Regions from separate parts of the Homo sapiens genome. Here region 2 is linked to region 1. Evidence: read pairs that join two places in POLR2A ChIA-PET (ENCODE). Cell type or tissue: A673. All regions are shown on one strand. Each heading gives the region's core, and the rest is flanking DNA. Links, peaks and the distances in the headings are about the cores only. Region 1 overlaps TENM2 (teneurin transmembrane protein 2). Region 2 overlaps TENM2 (teneurin transmembrane protein 2).

Evidence for each region. Peaks named below come from ENCODE experiments on the same cell type or tissue, not always from the same donor. Only the 100,000 strongest peaks of a DNase experiment are listed, where the experiment ranks them.
Region 2: POLR2A ChIA-PET joins it to region 1 with 6 read pairs; 3 of 35 experiments call an interaction of 5 or more read pairs at or near these places.

The regions. Positions count from the first base shown.
Region 1 is chr5:167,825,618-167,828,534 of GRCh38, reverse strand. All of the region lies in intron 4 of TENM2 (teneurin transmembrane protein 2), which reads right to left. Among named protein-coding and RNA genes, the nearest start is that of TENM2-AS3, 130 kb to the left of the region's middle. In A673, for the core only: no CTCF peak of the experiment used is centred there; no DNase peak of the experiment used is centred there.
Region 2 is chr5:167,898,498-167,901,414 of GRCh38, reverse strand. The region is part of intron 5 of TENM2 (teneurin transmembrane protein 2); the gene reads right to left. Among named protein-coding and RNA genes, the nearest start is that of TENM2-AS3, 54 kb to the left of the region's middle. In A673, for the core only: no CTCF peak of the experiment used is centred there; a DNase peak (open chromatin) is centred at 1,684; H3K27ac peaks cover 2,500 bases.

The DNA of each region.
Region 1 (2,917 bases), core at 314-2,813:
TGTCAGTTACTTCAACAGGGCTGAGGACGCAGCATCAAACAAAAACAGTTGCTGCCTTTATGGGCATGATCCTAGTGCAAGAGAAGGAAAATTATAACTAAAAATACACATGCAGACTATCGCTTAAAATGGTGTGACAGGTGCTGCAAAGAACAAACTGGATCCTGAAACAGAGCAACTGGGGATGGGGTTGGGGGAAAGGAGAGTTTAGATAAAGGGGTCAGGGACAGCATCGGAGCTGAGATCTGAGGGATGAGAGTAGCCGGTCCTACAAAGATGCAGCAGAACTTTGGTGGTGAAGAGAACTTCAAGTCAGCAGGACCTATGGCAAGCCCCTTAGCCCTTCACTGACTTCTTTTCCTCATCTGTAAAACGGTGATGATAATGGGATCTAATCTGTAAGGCTTTCCTGAGGATTAAATTAGATAGTATTTAACATTTGTCTAGGACAAAGCCTGGCCAAGTGCTATTGAAGTGGTTGCAAAATAAATGTCATGTAGAGGCAAAAGTATGTGCTGAGGCCCTGAGGTTGGATAAGGGATTGTTTGAGCAACTGCAAGGTGGGTGTGGCATTTGGGTGGGGCAGGTGTGGGAAGGCAGTGGAAACTGAAGTTGGTAAAGTGGCAGACATCACAGGGATCCTACAGGGCACAGCAGGGGAAGAGGGATTCCATGGTAAGTTCAAAGGGAAAAAGGTGGAGAGTTTTGCTATGACCCCAGTAGACCTCTGAAGTTCATTGTCCAGAGGTTGGAAAATTATCCCTGATTAACTTTTTGTATAGTTCTTTCATTCAGTGATTTCAGGCAATAACTCAACTCCTCAAAGGGAACAGTTTCCTCAGGTAAGAAGTTTTAAATAAAGAACCTCTATTTCATTCACGCTCATTAAACTGTTCCCCCCCCCCCGCCCACCTAGCTCCTTGCCATAATAAATATAATTATATCCATCTTTAATGACTTTGGTTCCTTCAGCTGCAGGTGCTACAATACTGTATTTATTAACATATTTTAAGCCCTTTAAAAATACTGCATTAATTCCTATGGTAATTTAGTACCCAGAATACATTCTCTGTTCTGAATAGATGTTAATCACCACAGAATGACTGATTTGCCTGTGTACAAGTTAAGCCATGCTCTAACTAGTAGCTAGTACCTTTTTAATTCAATATTGTTACTGAAACTGTTGATTAAAATTTAGTTGCAATAATTGTTCCTTGCCCCCTACCAGCCCCACTCTGAGGACTCAAACCAAGAGCAAACAATTGCATTCTGTTCCACTGAAGATGAGAGTGTTAATTCTGAGCAATTATGTTTCTAGTAACATTGGTTGGAAAAAAGTTCAGCCAATGCCGGTTATTCCGAACCACCTTGGATTTTTTCGTTATCTGGTTAAAACAGCAGCAGTGGGAAGGCCACTACAGAGAAACATACATGAAACTGAAGACTACTTAGGGGAGGACAGGAGGCCATCTGGCTTCTGTCTTGAGGATGGAGGATGGATACAGTCAGTTTCTACTTGGTGGGGCAAGGTGCAATCTGGCTTGTGCCAGAATCCCAGCACACTACCCATTTAACCTGAAATCATTTTGGAAATAGAGAAAACATTCTATTATAAAATTTGGATGAAAATGAAATGCTGCCATTGACTGTAGACAAAGGAAATAACCATTGCACGTGCCAGGTTCTGAAATCAGCACCTCAATGTGCATGATCTCATTTAACCACATGGCTGGGATATCAGGGAGGTACCTTGACTATCCGCCTTTACCAAAGCTCAGAGAACTTAAGTAACTTGCTCAGAGTCACTAGTAAGCAGCAGAGCTCCTGAGTCTGTGCTCTTAACCTTTGGCCACACTGCCTTTTTAATTGATCCCTTAATCAATCAATTAATTAATCAATCAGGTGGGAAGGATATTAAAAATGTAAGGAAATACATAGTAAAGTATTATGTGTCAGAAAAAGTGTTTTTGAAAACAAAAATGTAACAACTTTTCCTTTCTTGGCTTGAAGGTTAGTGACAGGAAATGGTGCTATTAACATCTTTGGGGAAATAAATCTCTATGCTATAGTTTTCCTTTTGCAGAGTCTATCAAGGGGTCTATGAAGAAGGAAGAAAGTGCTGGCTTTTTGGGTGCAGGTGGAGAGTGCTGAGCTGCTCTGCAAAAATATAGTGAAATCCATTTGAATTTCTGGCCAATCGGAAGAAATAGAAATGCAGCAGGGAACCTGGCAGGGAGCTGGAGCCCCAGTTAGTCAGAACTGACCCAAGCACTCTTGAAGAAGAGAGGTGTTGAATATTCTATTTAAACTTCTTTTTATTGCTGGCATATGAAACTCTCAATTCTTCATTTTCTCCAAACTTTCAGTAAAGTCTGTTCCACACAAGGTTTTGGGTGGATGATTTTGTCTGCCTGAGATTTTGTTTGCTAGTTTGTTTGTTTTTTTGCACATGCTAGGGGTAAGAGGCCAAATTCTACAACTGGAGCAGCTTGGGGTGGAGAGAAAGGTACAGGTACACGACGTGTTGGGCTGCGGGAAGGAGTAAGTGCTGAAAAATGAACAAACATGAGCTTGAGCACAGGAGCTCAGGGAACACCCAGAATGTGGGAATGGTCTGTGGAGATGGGTTTGAGCTGATACCTGGGTCACAGTTGTTTTTTTTTTTTTTTAATTATCATTACCATTATCTCCATGGAGCTGAGAAGTATTACTATCCACTATTCAGACAGATAAATGAGCGCACTGAGAGCTCAGTCACTTCAACAAATATTAAATGCCCGGCCCTCTTACTCAAAGCCACTAAGGCAGCCAGGGCCCAATCCCAGGTTTCCATGGCCAGCCTGACACTTAACTCAAAAGAGAGCCCTAGCAATTTGGGACTGCAGAGCCCGTGGGATCGCAAGTCTGTCCTGGGAGG
Region 2 (2,917 bases), core at 328-2,827, 73 kb before region 1:
GGTAATAGCTCAGCCTGGTATTTGAAAACTGTAAAAATATGTAATGATCTAGAATTAGGTAATACCTATTATATAATTCTATACCACAAATCATAAATATGATTTTTTTCATCCTTACATCAACATTTATTGAGTATCTACCATGTGCTAGGAACCGTGGTAGGTGCTAACAATTCAGTCAGGACCTATTAAGATAAACTGAAAAAGCGTGTGAGAAAGAGAAAGAAAGAGAAAGAGAAAAGGAAGTTATATATCAAAAGGGTAACAGTGATCATCTCTGGGTGTTCAATTTTGGGTGGTTTTCATTGTCTTCTTAAATTGCACATGCATATTCCAATTATTCTGTCGTGTTCTTAGAATGTAGGAAAAAACATATCTAATTCATGTTATTAATGAAAAAAAATTCAAGGAATTAAAAGGCACACATATTCCAAAAAAGACATCTCAGGCCTTTTTTACATTCCTGTCCCCCACCCCGCAGGACTCCTCAGGAGTACATCCAGTCCTGTCAATCTCCCACAGAAAAGTCCCCCAGGTGGTCACTGCTGTCTCCTCTCAAGGCCTCAATCCCACCTCACCCCCCCACCCCAATCACTCCAGTCTTCCTGCTTCCTGAGCCTTCAATCAAGACAGGACACGCCAGGCTGACTGAAGGCTTGACCTATTTCAGACAGTCTTTCTCTGCCACGGTCATAACTAGGTGGTTATTAACCAACGCAGTGATTAACAAGAAAATTAGCCGTTTGAAAACAAGGCCAATCCTCCAGTCCTTCCACTTCAAAAACTAATCTGCATCAGCCTCATCTATCCAGGCTCATTTTCGATGAATTCTCACAGCCAACTTTCACTTCCAAACATGAGAAATGATGTTTTAAAAACCTTGGGCTTATAAATCATTACCCCCACTCCCAACTTTTATTTGGATCATCAGAGCAGCCCTAATGGGAACACATATACAAACAGAGAGGTCCTCATGCCAAGCCTGGAAAAGTTTCTTCTCTTGCCTGCTGGGAATATCATTTAACCTCTCAGTACCGTAATTTCCACCTTCATGATACACAGATAATAATTCCTCCCCCACATAACTGACGGTGGTTTCATGTATGGAAAGTGCTTTGATAATTTTTTTTTTAATTGCAAGAGAAGTCCCAATGCTGTTTCATAGCTCACCAGCTTCTCTCATCTAAGGGCTTCCTAATGCACCAAAGGGAAAACGTTTGCCTCAGTGCAATGTTTCCGGAGAAAGATATCATTCCTTTCCTTTCCAAAACCCCCCCCCCCTTTTTTTTTTTTTTTTTTTTTTAGTGGGTTGAGGGCACAGACAGAAAGATACTGTAAGAAACGGCATGAGATCTAAGCATTTCAGGTGTGAAATGAATTTTTCCTGGCATCATCCAGAATGTGCTCTGAGCTGCCACACTAACTAACTGAGGTTAGGGTAGAATAAAAGCCTTAAATTGAGAACGTCTTTGCGTGAGTGGATTTAAACAAGACCTTTCAAATTAATTTAACATACTTGCTTTTATTTCTCTTTGTTCAGATGTCAACTTTTTGTAAGAGTCGGATGCCGTTCTTTCGCTCCATCCTAATGGGCACTTGGTCATGTGCCCAGCAACATTCACTCCAGAAAGGGAATCTGCTTCCTGTGCAATAGAACTCTGTCTGGAACAACCAGGGAGATGTTTTCATCCACATGGACAGAGATTTCCGGCACCTACTGGTTTTCCCACCCACACTGAGTGTTGCCCTCTAAATGAGTCACTCTGGTTTCCACAGAGAGGTCAGGTGTCTCTCGGGAGCTGGACTTCCTGAATTCACTCCACCACGTTTTATCTGTGTAACCTTGTGCAGGGTACCTAAAATCTCTGTTACCTCATCTGCAAAATGGGGATACCTAATACTTGGAGAGTTGTTGTTGAATTAACGCAAGGCACTTGGCCAGGAGCGTGGCACACGATAAATCCATTGTGAACACCAATTATTATTATTATTGTTATTATTACTATGCTATCATGATGACTTTGCAAGCTTTCTTCTTGCCTGAAATATCTCACCCTCCTTGCCTGTCTTTGGCGTTTGGTATTGCTGGCAATTGACCTTTCCTGCACCCATCCCCCAACCTACTCTTTCTTTAGCTTTGATAATGCGACATTAACGTGACTCTTCTCCTAACTCTTGCCCCTTTTGCTTTCTTCTTCTCTTTCTATTTTTTCCCCTGCACATGCAGGCATTATTGGAGGTTCGGTCCTCTTTCTCCTCTTTTCTCTTTTCAGCAAATGCTCTTCTTTCAGTAATGGAATTCTTGTCACAGGCTTTAAAAATGCAAAATCTCTCTCAGTGTTTCTCATTGTCTCTTCTTCCCCCTCCCTTCATTCCTCTCTATCTTCTCTTCCCTTCCATTCTTTTCTTCCCTCTTGCCTCTCTTCCCTGAAATCCAGACCCAAAGTTTCAGCTGTCTGTTGGATATGACCATCGAGCCAATCCACGCCTTTTCAGATTCAAATTTATTTCCCATCCCCCGCTCAAACGAAGATCTCCTTCCCTCCCAATCCCCATTCTTGCTTTTCCTAAGAAGGGCTCATCACACTAGCCATGCTCAAGAACTCAAAGCTATCTTTGACTCCTCCTTCTCATTTCCCTCCACATTCATCCAGCCTATGGCTCTCTACCTTCTTTCCTGATGAAGTCCCTGGCAACTCCTATACCCAGTGACTTAGCCTTAGGCAAGGTTCTCCTTAATGCTGAGAGCCTGGTTTAGGTCTTGCAGTAATCAACTAAATATCTGTACATCTCCAGTCTCTCTCCCCCAGCTCCTCTTACACTTGCTTCCATATGAACTCTTTCTCAAGAGCATCTGGGCAGCTTTTAAACACTGTGGTGTCCAGGCTGCTGCCTGGCCCTATTACATCAGAGTTTC